Linked DNA regions of Homo sapiens: region 2 is linked to region 1. The links are chromatin contacts, found by Hi-C or POLR2A ChIA-PET in ENCODE. All regions are on one chromosome and are shown on one strand. Each heading gives the region's core, a stretch centred on a gene start or an enhancer-like site at or near the end of the contact. The rest is flanking DNA. Distances are from core to core; before and after follow the strand shown.

Region 1 (7,504 bases), core at 3,891-6,390:
AATTCTGGTACACCCACCTTACAGAAGGCAGTTAGCTGCAATGTCAAGAGCCATCCAGAAGTTTAGACCCTACTTCGCCCTATAATTTCACTTCTGGAAATGTATTATAAGGAAATAATTCAAAAGAAGGGAAAGGCTCCGCAAAGGAAGCCAACCGTTGCAAGGTTACTTCTAATAGTAGAAACTATAGAAACAATCTAATGTCTAATAATATGGGAACGGTTTAGAAAAGCAGGGCACATCCGCTCAATGAACTATTATGCAATTATTAAAAATAATAAGATCATGGAGCAAAATGGAAAAAATCCTGTAATACCATGTTAAGTGAAAAACAGCAAGATATGAATTACACGTCATAACTGCAATTTATCCATGCACATGTGTAAGTATTACAAAGGTCCCCTGGGAGGAGGGGAGAAACAGGGGACTAGCTGAGAGGGCCAAGTCTATTAGCCATCTATACCTTTCTTTGAATATTTTTCTTTGAATACTTAAATTGAATTGCATAGTAAATCTATTTAGGTTGTTGCCAAAGTAATTGCAGTTTTTGGCATTGAAAGTAATGACAAAACCCACAATTACTTTTGCACCAACCTAATAACTTTGGGGATGAATAGAAGACATGAGTACCAGAAACACAAGGCACTTGAGGGACAAGCCAACCTTCATGGGATCAGAAAGTGGCTTGAAAAAATAGGAGGGAACCAGAGTCGAGGCACTAACAGGAGGGCGGGTCAGAAGGGCCCCCATCCGCCCCTGAAATCATCTCCCTGCCACCTGGCACAGGCCAGGGCCTGGCCAGCCACGCACATGTGAATCTCACAGTTCTATACAAGTTAAAACAATCAACACGTCAGCTCCATGCATCAGCGTAACTTCAGCTCTCAAAACCGATATTCTCTCACTCTGTCGCCCAGGCTGGAGTGCAGTGGTGGTATCTCGGCTCACTACAACCTCCGCCTCCCGAGTTCAAGTGAGTCTCCTGCCTCAGTCTCCAGAGTAGCTGGGATTACAGGCGCCCACCACTACACTCGGCTAATTTTTGTATTTTTAGTAGAGTTAGGGTTTCACCATATTGGCCAGGCTGATCTCGAACTCCTGACCTCAAGTGATCCGCCTGCCTCGACCTCCCAAAGTACTGGGATTACAGGCATGAGCCACCGTGCCTGGCCTCTAAACCAATATTCTAAAAGTAGAAGGCGTTCAGAGTTGGCACAGCTACTCTTCTTAAGAAGCCTGGCTTTGTCCTGTTATTGTTCATCTTTTAAGTCCCTTTCCCTCACTGATGATAGTCAAGAGATGCCTACTGAGAATCAACACGATGTGTGTGTGTTGGGAGGGGGGGGCGGAGGGGGGAAATCAGAGAAAAATATACTATGATCCTGGACCTAATACACACACATACAAACACACGTATAAATTTCAATTGGTTGATATATTTTCCCACAAATAATTCAACCCTTCAAAGGACTTTAGTTCAGATCGCAGACATCACAACCCTGCAAAAGCAGGCACTTCACTAACCTAGACCAACCTAAACAAACGTTCCTGAACAAAAGGGAGGGAGAGCTCCGGAATGCCCACAGCTCAACCATCCTCCCTCCTTTCGGCAGGCAGCACAGGCCAGGCGGAGGTCCCTGCTCTCTCCCTGATCAAAGTGCAAGGAGGGTGGAGCAGAAATCGGCTCTGTGTTTCCATTCAAGGCTTATCTGCCCTCCACCCTCCCACAGACAACTGAAAATGGAGGCACTTCCTGTTGAAAGAATGTGTTATCAGGGCCAGACCCAGCCTGGGCTTAGCACTGAAAGCTGGCCGGGTTAGGTGGGAGACAGGCAGAGCAGCTGGGCTGGAAAACTCCCTCTTAAAGGAGTAAATGACTTCAGGGAGAGCTTGGGCTGCTACAGATTGGGACATGGAAAATATCCGCTAGCCTGAGAAGTAGCCACAGTTCATCTTTAGATCACCTAGAATTTTTTTTTTTTTTTCCTGTGAGGAGCCTTCACTCATTTTTGGACACATATCTGAAAAGTCAAAGATTTCTGATTGGATCAACTCATGGAGACAAATGCCCAGCAGTGTCTCTGTTTTCCTTCATTTCGCACATCCCATAATGGGGAGGGCAAGAGACAGCTTCTGATGGGAAGGCAACACAGCCGAGAAAAGGAAACCCTGAAAGGGCGTAGCCTTTTCCAAAGAAAAACATGGGTTCTTCGGCTTGTGGATTACATGCATAAATTTCCTTTGAGGAAGAAAACCAGAGAGGAGTGTACGGGGCATGCTCTATCTTCCTTGCTGGAATCTCTCTTCATGCAGTTTCGGTCTGAGGAAAGAAAACACTGCGCCCCAGGCAGGCTGAAGGACGACTGTGTGATCCTTCCCAGAGCAGAAGACTTTGATGGTGATCACATGCCTCCTTCACTGCAAGGCAGACTGTCGGCTCCCCCAGCCTCTGATCCGTCCTTCCTACACATCTGAGTGAGACTGTGCTTACGGCTTTTTCTTGTGTGAGGGGAAGCCAGCCGTCCCTCACTGCCAAAGCTCTTCTCTGCTTTTGTAACCTCTAGGTTAGACTCCTGTGGTGCTTTATAGCTGCCTTCCTCCAAAGAGGAATTAAAAACTTTGTATAAATTCCAACAAAGGGGAAATGCTTTCCTGCAAATCGTAACTTCCACTATATAAACTACGATCATTTCAGTTTGGCTGGAGGTAACAGAGGACCAGATACAAAGTGACAGTAATAGTTTAGAAGGTGACACATGAAAGACACATGAACACACACAAATTCTGTCTCCACCAGGACATGTGAAAACCAATCACAATGAAACTCTCGAATTCTTAACAGCTTAATAAAACAAAGGAACATGGACACCTTTTCTCTAGAGAGAGAGTCACCGTCACCTCAACTGATGACCTAACTATTCAGCAGAATAGTTTTGTATATTTAATTCGGCAAACAAATTCCTTACTGGAAATTTCACCGGCTGCTCCCCCACTCTGCCCCAACCCATACCCCTCTCGCCCCTTCTAGGCCTGAGTAGGCAAGGTTATAGCCACACCAAGGGATGCTGCCCTTTTCAAGAAGACGAAAGCAATTCTATGCACATAATCTATTCTGGACAAAAGAGCAAATTGCTTTATGTATCTGTGCACACTCAACAGCAAGCATGTTGTGGTGAAGAAAGGCGCCAAACTTTATAAGTACTCTGGGATTATCACCAAAATACTCATGTACAAATATAAATTGCAAGGGAGAGGGTTTGTCCCACAACTTGAAGTCAATGAGGACCCTAAAGAAAAAGCTTATCTTCTAAATGAATCAGAATGAATTACACTATTCTAATCTTCAAATTAAGTGGGACAGAATCCTGAGGCAAGATTTAAAACCTGGTGAATTATGATCTTAATTTTTATAACAAAACTGACTTTTCAGGAGATGGATGAGCATCTTAATCTCTCCATCTTAATTACAGAAAACATACCAAGAAGCATTTACAATGCACTTAAACCACAAAAAGCATTAGGAAAGTACTAAGTATCAGAAGGAATAAAAAATTTGCTATCAGTGAAATACAAATCTCTAAAATGTGGTTACTTTCTTAACACAATAACTCTACGTCTCTAAATTTCCCCATTAAGAAAGTGAGGATCTTATTCTAATATCTTGGGATGAAAAAAAATGCCACGCAAATAAAGCTGATTACTATTAACTTCCAAGACCCGTATTTAAGTAGTGCTATTCTTCTTAAACTTCAAAGAGGTCTCCAGGCATCTCCCACTCACTCTACACAATACTCCTAAGGACCAGATGGTAGGAATTACTTTTCCCCTTTAGTAGAAGGAGGAAAACAGAGGCTTTACAGAACCTTGGCAGCTTGCTATACTCACACAGACAGAGCTGGAGCTAGCGCCTGGCTGCTGGAATCTGTTTCCTCCCAGCTGCTAATCCGTGAACCCCCAGAATAAACTTTTGACCATATTCAGGCTTCACCACGAATCAAGCAACTAAATTTAATGAGAGCTTTAAATGTAAAATACTTGTGTTTAATAAAATAAAAATATGGTTCTGCAGCATGTGGCCCAGCTCTGGTGAAACCGTGCCAGGCCAACAACCAAAACAGGCAGCACACCATCAAGTCGGATCATGATTTAAGCATCGTCAGATGTTGACTTGGAACCGTTTACTCGTAAGACCCCAACAGGACATTAGAATCAATGCCTAGTTATGTATTTGTCCAAATCATTCTTAAAATATGAGGTCAATAAAATAATGTCTTTGTGCTCAGTCTCACAAATTCTGAGTACTGGGCCTTTAAAAAAGCCTGATGTGATGGGTAGCTGAGTGGTGAATTGTCACATTGCCAACACCTGTCTATGGAGATGCTTTTTTAAATTATTAAAATTTCAGAGAAAATTAACAGGTAGGTCTAAACATGAACAGAACTAACAGATTGTACTTAATTCATATCCACTGGATCTTCATACTGCTAGTAACTCTTCTGGCAGACACCCATGAAATGCATAATAAATTACTTTTGTTCCAGTAAAGGAATTCGTTTTCTTCGAAGATTCATTTAGCAATAACCTTTCAGAGCAATCTAAGCCAGATTTCTTAAATTTGGCCATGTTTTCCCGTAACATTATTTCATGTTTTCTGACAATTTTGTATATTCTTATAGAGGCGTTGGGGGGGCGGGTGGGAGAAAACTGCAAAGAATCTGTAATTTGCAAAGAAGAGCTGTATTCTGGGATGAGGCTATAAGAAATGGTGAATAACTTCTGCCCACACTTATTCTTTATCCAGTATTCTGGCTATCAGATAGTGATAATGAGTCACTTATTAAATAAACCACAATTCTGTGATAAATTATGTGGACATATGTTACAAACTATTTAAAGCTTTACTGTTTCCTAATGTACAAAGCCATTGGATATTGATGTAGCACACAATGCATTTTTAAACTACTTCTTACCATCCTCCCTGTCACACACACACACACACACACACACACACACACACACACACGAGATTTAAAAAAAAAAAAAAAGGAAGTCTAGAAAAAGCCTTGAGATCAGAATGAAAGTATGCAAATCCGCATGCTTGAACATTCCCTGCCGGGGTGACGTGTGACTTTCACGCAAAGGCCAATGTGGTCAGACAAGAACGTGAGTTATTAGAAGGGGCTGTGAACATAGAAAGAAAGGGAGCCTGGCACATAGGGAGCATGAAGATAAAATGCCAACAAAATATTTATGTTCATGGCTTGTAGCATGTGGCAAGTGGGATATTAATAACTGTGATGATTGGTCAACTCCCTGGGAGTGGTAACAGCCCTGGACTGGGAGGCAGGAGACGTCGGTTCCAGTCCCGGCTTCAATACTGGCTTGTTTTGTGACCTTAAGGAGTCACTCCGGATCTTGGTTTATAAATGAGGCAATAATAATACCTAACCACATAACTCTCTCACAGACCCTTTGGGAGATTAATGATTTTTTAACCCCTTTGCTACTCATTTAGAAAAGAGTGTTTTGGACGATAGACTGAAAAAAAAAACAGGCACTTCACTATTAAGAAATGCTTTTTCAGTAATTTCTTCATAAACATTCATTGAAGACAATTTTAACATTCTGAAAAGTTCCAAAACAGCATTTGTTTGTGTATGGATTTAAATCGCAGCATTAGAAGGATTTCAGTATGGCAATCTTGTGTTTCTCTTAAAAGAACCTTGTTATAACCACATTAGGTATGTCAACAAAAGTAATTTTTACTACTTTTTTTTTAACTTAATGTTACCCAACTGCCATATTCTTAGTACCATTACACATTTGATTTCTAAGTATAACATTGATAAGAAAATTTGCATTAACTGTCTTAAATACATTCTTGGTCAAGAGCAAATAACTTCTCACAGTTTTCCCACCTGTTTCAGTGGGAGGATATGTGATGCTAAAATTATTAATCAAACTAGTCCAATTTCTTTAAGAAAACATTCTTTCTTCTCTCTGAAGATTTCAAAGAAATGAACTAATATCGCATATTAATCTAACACGCTGTAGTGGCAACAACACTGACCGCATCAGCCAGACCTGCGGCCAACGTGAAACCACGCGTCTCAATTTGACACGTGACCTTGGAACTGTTCTTTACCTTCTGCATCTCACTTAGAAGGAGGAGTAAAAAATAAAATGTATCTAAAACACCTGGCACATAAAAGGTACCTGATAGAAACTAATTTCCTGCCTCCCTATGTTCACTATCTTATAAGTGAGTGAGTATTAGGAAAGGGAAAAACTTCCTCAAAGCAAGATCACTATGAGAAAATCGAAGACCAATCCACCACTGTTTGGCTCTCGAGTCCTCTAGAAGCTCTGTGGCATATTCAAGTTAAAAATGAAGCACTAATTTTCTGCTCCAGCCCCAGCAGGCTCTTGCATCAGAGCTCGCCTTCATACTTTCCTCTGAGCAACTTAACAGTATAAGCACAGCATAAGTCCTTCACAAATGTTCCTTTCAGCTCTTTCACAGGAACTATAATTTTGTGACCAACCATAGTGCACAGTAAATCAAAAAAAAATTCCATTACTTGAAGAAAAAGACAGTGGAGTGTAAATCTGCTAATAAAGAACCCCCCTGCACTGGAAAATGCATAGTAAGCTACAGGACCTACTAAGGTGTTTTTCTATTTCCACCACAGGATGCAAATATTATATATGAAATAAAATCCATGAAAACAATTTAAAATATTTACCTGCCTAAGCTTTCTTCAGAGGCCTTATAGAGCACATCAAATAATCTTAACTTGAGTCAGTCTCTAGATCACTGCTGTTGGCCACAAGCACTTATGGGTGCTTAACTCCTTCAAACGACCACGCAGCTCAGGAGTGACTACAGTAGGGAAATAGGTCTAGCTAAGCACACAGTGTCCCAGAAGCACACAGGGGACGGGAACGATGACGCCTATTTACTAGCAAGAAACAGACCAAAAGAGTGGTTAAGGCCCACCCATCCAGGCCCAGATGCAGCTGGCGAGGAACCTAAGTCTCTATCTCTCAGCCTATTGTCCACCTCTCTTTGTGGAAGTTATATATCACCAGCAATGCCCCACAAAGGTGAGGAAACACATTTCCTATCCCTAATACACCATGTCTAATATGTTTCCATTAGAAGAGGTAGCCAGGCAGCCACTCCAACCATCCTGCCCCCAGGATCCCTGGAGGCAGAGAAATTACAGTACAGGCCTAAAGAAGGTCAGCGCATAGAATCAGCTGGCAGATGTTTTTCCTCCCTAATTGTGAGGAGGAAACTCTGCTTGTAAACTTGACAAGCAGGAGCATGCTACATTTGTTTACATCAATTATCAAAATACAGAACGCTCCAGTAAGAAGGTCCTAATTGTTGGACTCCAGTGTACAGACAGAAAACACATTTGTCACCGAAGCAGGATTTAAATAAAGTCCATCGTTGATTTGAAATATTTTCAAGTATCTACTTTCCACCCGTTCTACC
Region 2 (6,774 bases), core at 2,599-5,098, 120 kb before region 1:
GTAACAATATAATAAATAGTAGCGATGACAGCAACAACAATTAGTGACTATCGTGCATTTACCTTGAGCCAGGCACTGATGTAGGATTATTTCATGTAACCCTATCATCAACTCCGTGAGGCAGACACCATTCTTAAACCCATTTTATGTCGGGCGCGGTGGCTCACACCTGTAATCCCAGGACTTTGGGAAGCCGAGGCAGACTGATCACCTGAGGCCAGGAGTTCAAGACCACCCCGGGCAACAAAGCAAGACTCTGTCTCTATAAAAAAAAAAAAATTAGCCGAGCATGATGGCATGTGGCTGTAGTCCCAGCTACCTAGGATGTTGAGGTGGGAGGATTGCTTGAGCCCAAGAGGTCGAGGCTGCAGTGTGCCATGATCTCACCACTGCACTCCAGCCTGAGTGACAGAGCGAGACCCTGTCTCAAAAAATAAACAACCAAAAAGGACAAATGTGAGGCTTGAAAGGAAATGGTGTTGAGTGACTTGCTGAAGGCCCTGTCATTGGCGAGTAGACAGGACTAGCGCGTGGAACCTGGTGGTCTGTGTTCAGAGCCAGAACCCATCCTATATTGTTTCTTCAAAATGAAATCATGAATTTCTGTGTATAAAGAGCTTAGCCCAGTGCCTGGCACATACTAATTTCCAATATGCTGTTATTATAACGGTTATTGTTACTATTACAATAATAGTATTAGTTTTCTATTGCTGTATAAAAAATTACCACAAATTTAGTGGCTTAAACAACATGCATTTTTCATCTCACAGTTTCTAGAGGCCGGGTGTCCCAGCACAGCTGAGCTGGGTGCTGGTAATTCAGTTCTGGCGTTATCTATCTTGATGGTAACATCAGACCTCACAAGGCTGCAATCAAGGTGTTGGCTGGCTTGCATTCCTTCTGGAGCTGAGCAGCCTTTTCCAGGCTTATGTGATCGTTAGCAGAATTCAGTTCCTTGTTGTTGTAGGACTGACTGAAGGCTCCTAGCTTCTAACTGGATGTTGGCTAGAGGCCACCTTCGGGTCCTAGAGGTCCCTGAGGGGGCCAGCCATGTGGCCTTCTCTGAAAGAAGCTCACGTCAGAGCAACTGGCTTCTTCAAGGCCAGCAGGAGAATTTCTCCCTCCAGTCTAAGACGGAGTCTGATAGTCATAATCACAGGAATGATGTCGCAGCGGCTTTGCCATAGTCTATTGTCAGATGCAAGTCATAGGTCTCACCAAGCTCGAGAGGAGGGAGTTACACAGGTTGGGCCACTGCGAGCCACCTTAGGATGTGACCAGCACACATTCCTTGGCTTCAATTTTTATTTTCTTTCCCACTTACCTTAATTTCCTTTTCATCTCCGAAGGGTACCCTCACCCATTTCATCCTCACCTTCATAGCCACAACAAAGCATTTTCTTACTATACCAGTAAAATGATCAGATTCATTCTATTTCCCAGATTTGTAGAAAGGTTGGGGGGTGGGGTAAGCACACTCGCTGTTGCTCTACCCTCTCTCGCAACACTTCTGATGCCAATTCTGAAGAAAGATACTCTGTTTCTCTCCTACTGTGCTTGCATCACAGCCCAGAACACTTCTGTGACCAGACACAGAGGGGATTTTCCCCACACACCATGCAGTTCTCCAGCAAACACCAACTGGGTATACTATACATCAATTCAATCCTGACATTATCTATCTGGAGTTAGCATTAGATCCCATAGGTTGGGTGTTAGGGAACTCTTTGCCAGGAACTGGGGACAAAGACCAAATGTCTTTCATATTACACCGCAGTAAGGATCCAAACCAAGTCCTCTCTTTTTCTTTCCATTTTATAAGACCATAGTTTATTCATTTTTCTTTCTTTTTTCTTTCTTTCTCTCTCTCTCTCTCTTTCTTTCTTTCTCTCTCTCTCTTTCTTTCTTTCTTTCTTTCTCTTTCTCTCTCTCTCTTTCTTTCTTTCTTTCTCCTTTTTATTTTCAGAGTCTCACTCACTCTGTCACCCAGGCTGGAGTGCAGTGGCATGATCTCCACTCACTGCAACCTCCATCTCCTGGGTTCAAGTGTTTCTCTTGCCTCAGCCTCCTGAGTAGCTGGGATTACAGGCGCCCACCACTACACCTGGCTAATTTTTGTATTTTAATAGAGTTGGGGTTTCACCATGTTGGTCAGGCTGGTCTCGAACTCCTGACCTCAAGTGATCTGCCCACCTCGGCCTCCCAAAGTGCTCGGATTACAAGCTTAAGCCACCATGCCAGGCCAGTTTATTCATTTTTAAACCACTGTATTGATATGTAATTTACATACCATAACATTCAAAGTGTATAAGTCAAAGCACATTTACAGAGTTATACAACCATCACCATAACATAATTTTAGAACATTTCATCACCCCAAAAAGAAACTTCATACTCTTTAGCAGTCACCCCCATTTCTCTTGTCTCCCTCAGCCCTAGGCAACAACTAACGTATTTTCTATCTCTATAGATTAGACTATTCTAGACATTTGACATGAGTGGAACCGTACAATATGGGATCCTTTGTGACTGGCTTCCTTCACTTAGCATAATGTTTCTGAGGTTTACCCACACTGCAGTATAAACAGTATTATTGTGCCCATGGAGGAAGTTTAGTATACTATAGACAAAACAGCTGGAAAATGAAAGATTTCAACTTATCAAAATAGGGTTAGAAATAAACATCTTTATTTGCTTTTTCACCTCACAATTTTTTATGAGAACGTACTATACCAAAGGCCCTGGAAAGATGATAAGACAGGTAAAATTGAGTTACTCTGATAAAGAAAACCGACAAATACACAACGCTTTACCCTATAGGTCTGACTTGTTCTTCAACACACATAAACATCATAGAATCATATAAGGTGAAATTCAGGGTAAATTTTCTGTTATTTTTCGTTTTCTTTTTTTTTTTTTTTGAGACAGAATCTCACTCTGCCACGGTGCTATCACAGCTCACCGCAGCCTCACCATTCTGGACTCAGGCAATCCTCCCACCTCTGCCTCCCAAGTAGCTGGGACTACAGGAACGTGCCACCTCACCCAGCTATTATTTAAATTTTTTGTAAAGACAAGGTTTCATCATGTCACCCAGGCTGGTCTCGAACTCCTGGACTCAAGCAATCAGCCCGCCTTGGCCTCCCAAAGTGCTGAGATTACAGGCCCCTGGCCACAGTAAATTTTCAACTCACTAGAATAAACAGAATCCAAAAGTAGTTTCTCTGAGAGGTGAATTGTATTTTAGGGGAAAAAAATAATGTTAACCAATACTTTCTGCTTTGAGTTACATTGAAGCTTGATGATTTTTATTTTTTTAATGGGGCAGGGGTTGTTTGGAAGATGTCACATCTTGGGAGTGTGCCTGAGAGGCCTGGCTTGCATGTTGTGTCAAAGAAATCGGGGCAGGGCCGGCATTTCTGTGGGGGCTGGTGCTGCCTGCCTTGACATCAGCCCTAGTCATCTCATTCTGCAGTGATGTGGTCATGGATGTATGTGCTCCAAGCCTGGAGGAATTTCACTGTGCTGTAACAGTTTTTCATTTACTGGAGGTCAGGGTTTGAATATCGAAAACACTTCTGATTTAGACAAGTTGAGGAATGATGAGACTAAAAGGTTTCTGTCAGCAAGAACTAACCTCTATGTGGGAACCCAGGATGTTGCACTGGAGTCGCTAAAGGGCAAGTTCAAGAATCCTTAAAACGATGAAGTATCTATCAGATCAGCTGAAGAAAACAGTAAAGTAATGAAACATATACCACAAATGTGATATTCGTAGTGTTTCCAAACATTCCTCTGGGAAAAGCAAGATGCTTGCTCAAGATTTTCAGACAGAGCCCCAGGACTTCAAGCTCTGGTCGTGGAGTGAGGCCAGAGTTTCACCATGGGACCAGCCCCTCCCACAGACAGCAGCCCGGGCCTCCTATGACCGGCTGCTACCTTGGAGGAGGATGTCCTTAGAAGCAGGCTGATGGGGGCCTCAAGAAGATATCTCACCCCCAACTCCTTCCCTTCCCTGGCTGCTGATCTGAAATTCCACCATTAGAAATTTATATCTTTGCACCAAAGCAAATGCTCCTAGTAAAAAAACAAACAAACAAACAAACAAAACACGCATCTTTTATCAGCCATTTACACCTCAGTGCAAATGTGTTTATCAGAGCCTTTGCCAAAGAGTCTTTTTTTTAGAAGGGAGGAGATGAAAAGAGCTAAGCACAAAAAAATGCCCAAGGATGAAGAAGTTACCAAAAGCCACAGAAGGGCAGAAAAGGAAGACAGGATGCACCAAAGATAAATAAACTTGGCCTCTTCCCATGGGTGCCAACTTGAGAGGATGAAGAGCTGACTCAAACTTATAGTAATCAAAAAGGGGAAAAAGGGATGCAAGGTAATTGCTGTGATATGGGGGAACTCAGAACTGTGCCTCCGACCATAAAGAGGAGGGAATAGGACCTGGACGATGGTTTATAAGCAGTGTCCATCCTCTCTCCAAGGGGCAATCCCATGAAGAACAACAGTAATGTGGGGGATTTGCCTGTGCTGCCCAAAACAAGGAAGAGGAAGCAAACACCTGTCTTACCAATCACTGGAATTCCTTTGTTTCACTTTAGCACACCACCAGGAGCCTAAATTCTACTTAATCGTGCACAGACTTTCTGCAGTTAAAGAAAGTAAGCAATGTTTGTCTAAAAAAATGTGATCTTGGGGGAAAAGAGGCCGTGACCCAGGACTCACACTGAGTTCCTGTTTCAGACCTATTAACAGGATGACCCCCAAACCTGGCAAGATGATGATTTGTTTATATAACGTGAAGATTTCAAAACACTACCAATGATTACAGCTCAGAGCTGTCTGATTCCATGGGAAATCAGGGAACCCCAAGAGAAGTCATCGAAGAATTAATCAGCTGCTTTCAGAAAATCCTCTTGGTTTCCTCTAGTTGACATGGTTCCTGAAAACCATCATGCCTGTTTGAGGAGCTGAAATTACCTACACTTAGTGTCAGTTTAGGTTACTGGTGACAAACCTACACATAGTTGGACGGCCTATGTACAGACCAACAGCACTTTGGGGGATCTATCTACCATTGACAAGGTACTGATCACTAATGAAGGGCAAGTTAAGGGATACTCTTTAACATTCTGTTTTTTTTTTTATTTCAATAGTTTTTGAGGTACAGGTGGTTTTTGGTTATATGGATAAGTTCTCTAGTGGTGATTTCTGAGATTTTAGAGCACCCATCACCTGAACAGTGTACACTGTACCCGATACATGGTCTTTTATCTCTCACCCCTACCAACTTTCCCTGGCCCCGTCCCCAAAGTCCATTACATCATTCTTAGGCCTTTGCATCTTCATAGCTTAGCTCCCACTTATAAGTGAGAACATAGGATATTTGGTTTCCCATTCCTGACTTACTTTACTCAAAATAATAGCCTCCAGCTCCATCCAAGTTGCTGCAAAAGACATTATTTCATTTCTTTTTATGGCTGAGTAGTATTCCATGGTGTATATATACCACATTTTCTTCATCCACTCATTGATCGATGGGCACTTAGGTTGGTTCCATATCTTTGCAATTGAGAGTTATGCTGCTGTAAACATGTAGGTACAAGTGTCTTTTTCATATAATGACTTATTTTCCTTTGGGTAGATACCCAGTAGTGGGATTGCTGGATTGAATGGTAGATCTACTTTTGGTTATTTAAGGAACCTCCATACTGTTTTCTATAGTGGTTGTACTATTTACATTCCCACCAGCTGTGTGAAACTGTTCTGTTTCACCTCATCCATGAAGGGAGACACTTAACATCAACGCTAGGTGTGTATAGATCTACATCTTCCTTGTAAGATGTAGGTGTTCATATGTTGTTTTTTTCCCAAAATATACGTGAATTGCTAAATTCAAAGAATGGGAGTGAAAGATTTAGATATGATGCTCCCCAAAATTATTTTGCCTGCTAAAAATACAGCTGAAATGCCTAGAAAAAGAAGTTCCAATTCTCTTTAACTTGTCTCACATCCGATTCTCATTCCAGATAATTTTATTCTTCTGGACTGGGAGGAAAAGGCCTACCTCACGAACTACAGTGTTAAAGATTCTCCCTGTAAGTGAATGTTTAATGAACTGCAAAACCCATCATAAAAAGCACTTCAGATGGCCTCAGTTACTCCACAAACCAACTATGCCTGAAACACACAAGCTTATGCCTTGGTTGTCTTTTCAGTTGCCACAAGGAGCCTATACATTGAGAGTATTCCTTTTCTCCTATCACAGTGCTTTAAAAAACAAAAATTAAAAAAAAAAACTTCCTTTTTACCATGGAGAATCTAACTGTATTTCTCCTCTTAGAGAGAACTGGTTCTGAGATGCTTTTTAAAACGTGTTTGTGGCATCTAAAAGTTCCCTACCTCCCACACTTTCTCAAGTTTGAAAGAATACATCATTCGTAGTTTGATGTATCTCCAAAACCAAGAACACAATGCAAGGGAGTGTACACCATATTTCACTCCACCGTGGAGTCACAGCTTTTTCTTAGACATGGTTTTAGCATAAAGTAAATTGTATTTCCAGGATTGCTGCCAAATCCAACAATACAAATAATGATGACCAAAAACAGCAGAATGCAAGTGAACCAGAAGTGATGATGTTTCATAACGAAATCCCATAAATACTGTAAATATGCTTTGGTTTTACTTGAAGATTAATTAATTAAACCAAATTGGCAAAACTCCAACGTATAGAACTGTACTAGAAAAGAATTCAATAGAAAC

What was found. Hi-C counts contacts between places; a loop is a spot of excess contacts on that map. ChIA-PET counts read pairs that join two places held with the same protein, here RNA polymerase II (POLR2A). Pooled maps may share reads with other maps.
Region 2: a map of IMR-90 shows a loop between it and region 1 (2.6-fold over the local background). The contact joins two enhancer-like sites. A Hi-C loop is called at or near these places in 2 of 168 maps with a recorded cell type or tissue (IMR-90 and vagina) and 1 of 50 pooled maps. POLR2A ChIA-PET finds 5 or more read pairs at or near these places in 1 of 52 experiments (Caco-2).

What each region holds. Positions count from the first base shown.
Region 1 is chr18:22,188,552-22,196,055 of GRCh38, reverse strand. All of the region lies in intron 6 of GATA6 (GATA binding protein 6), which reads right to left. Among named protein-coding and RNA genes, the nearest start is that of GATA6, 23 kb to the right of the region's middle. RefSeq lists an enhancer at 1,486-2,034. Within about 2 kb of position 5,140, at least 16 of the 41 ENCODE cell types and tissues checked have a DNase peak (open chromatin) inside an H3K27ac peak, as active enhancers do; they include IMR-90, where a contact is called at or near this core.
Region 2 is chr18:22,311,270-22,318,043 of GRCh38, reverse strand. All of the region lies in intron 1 of LOC101927548 (a long non-coding RNA gene), which reads left to right. Among named protein-coding and RNA genes, the nearest start is that of CTAGE1, 100 kb to the left of the region's middle. Within about 2 kb of position 3,848, at least 4 of the 41 ENCODE cell types and tissues checked have a DNase peak (open chromatin) inside an H3K27ac peak, as active enhancers do; they include IMR-90, where a contact is called at or near this core.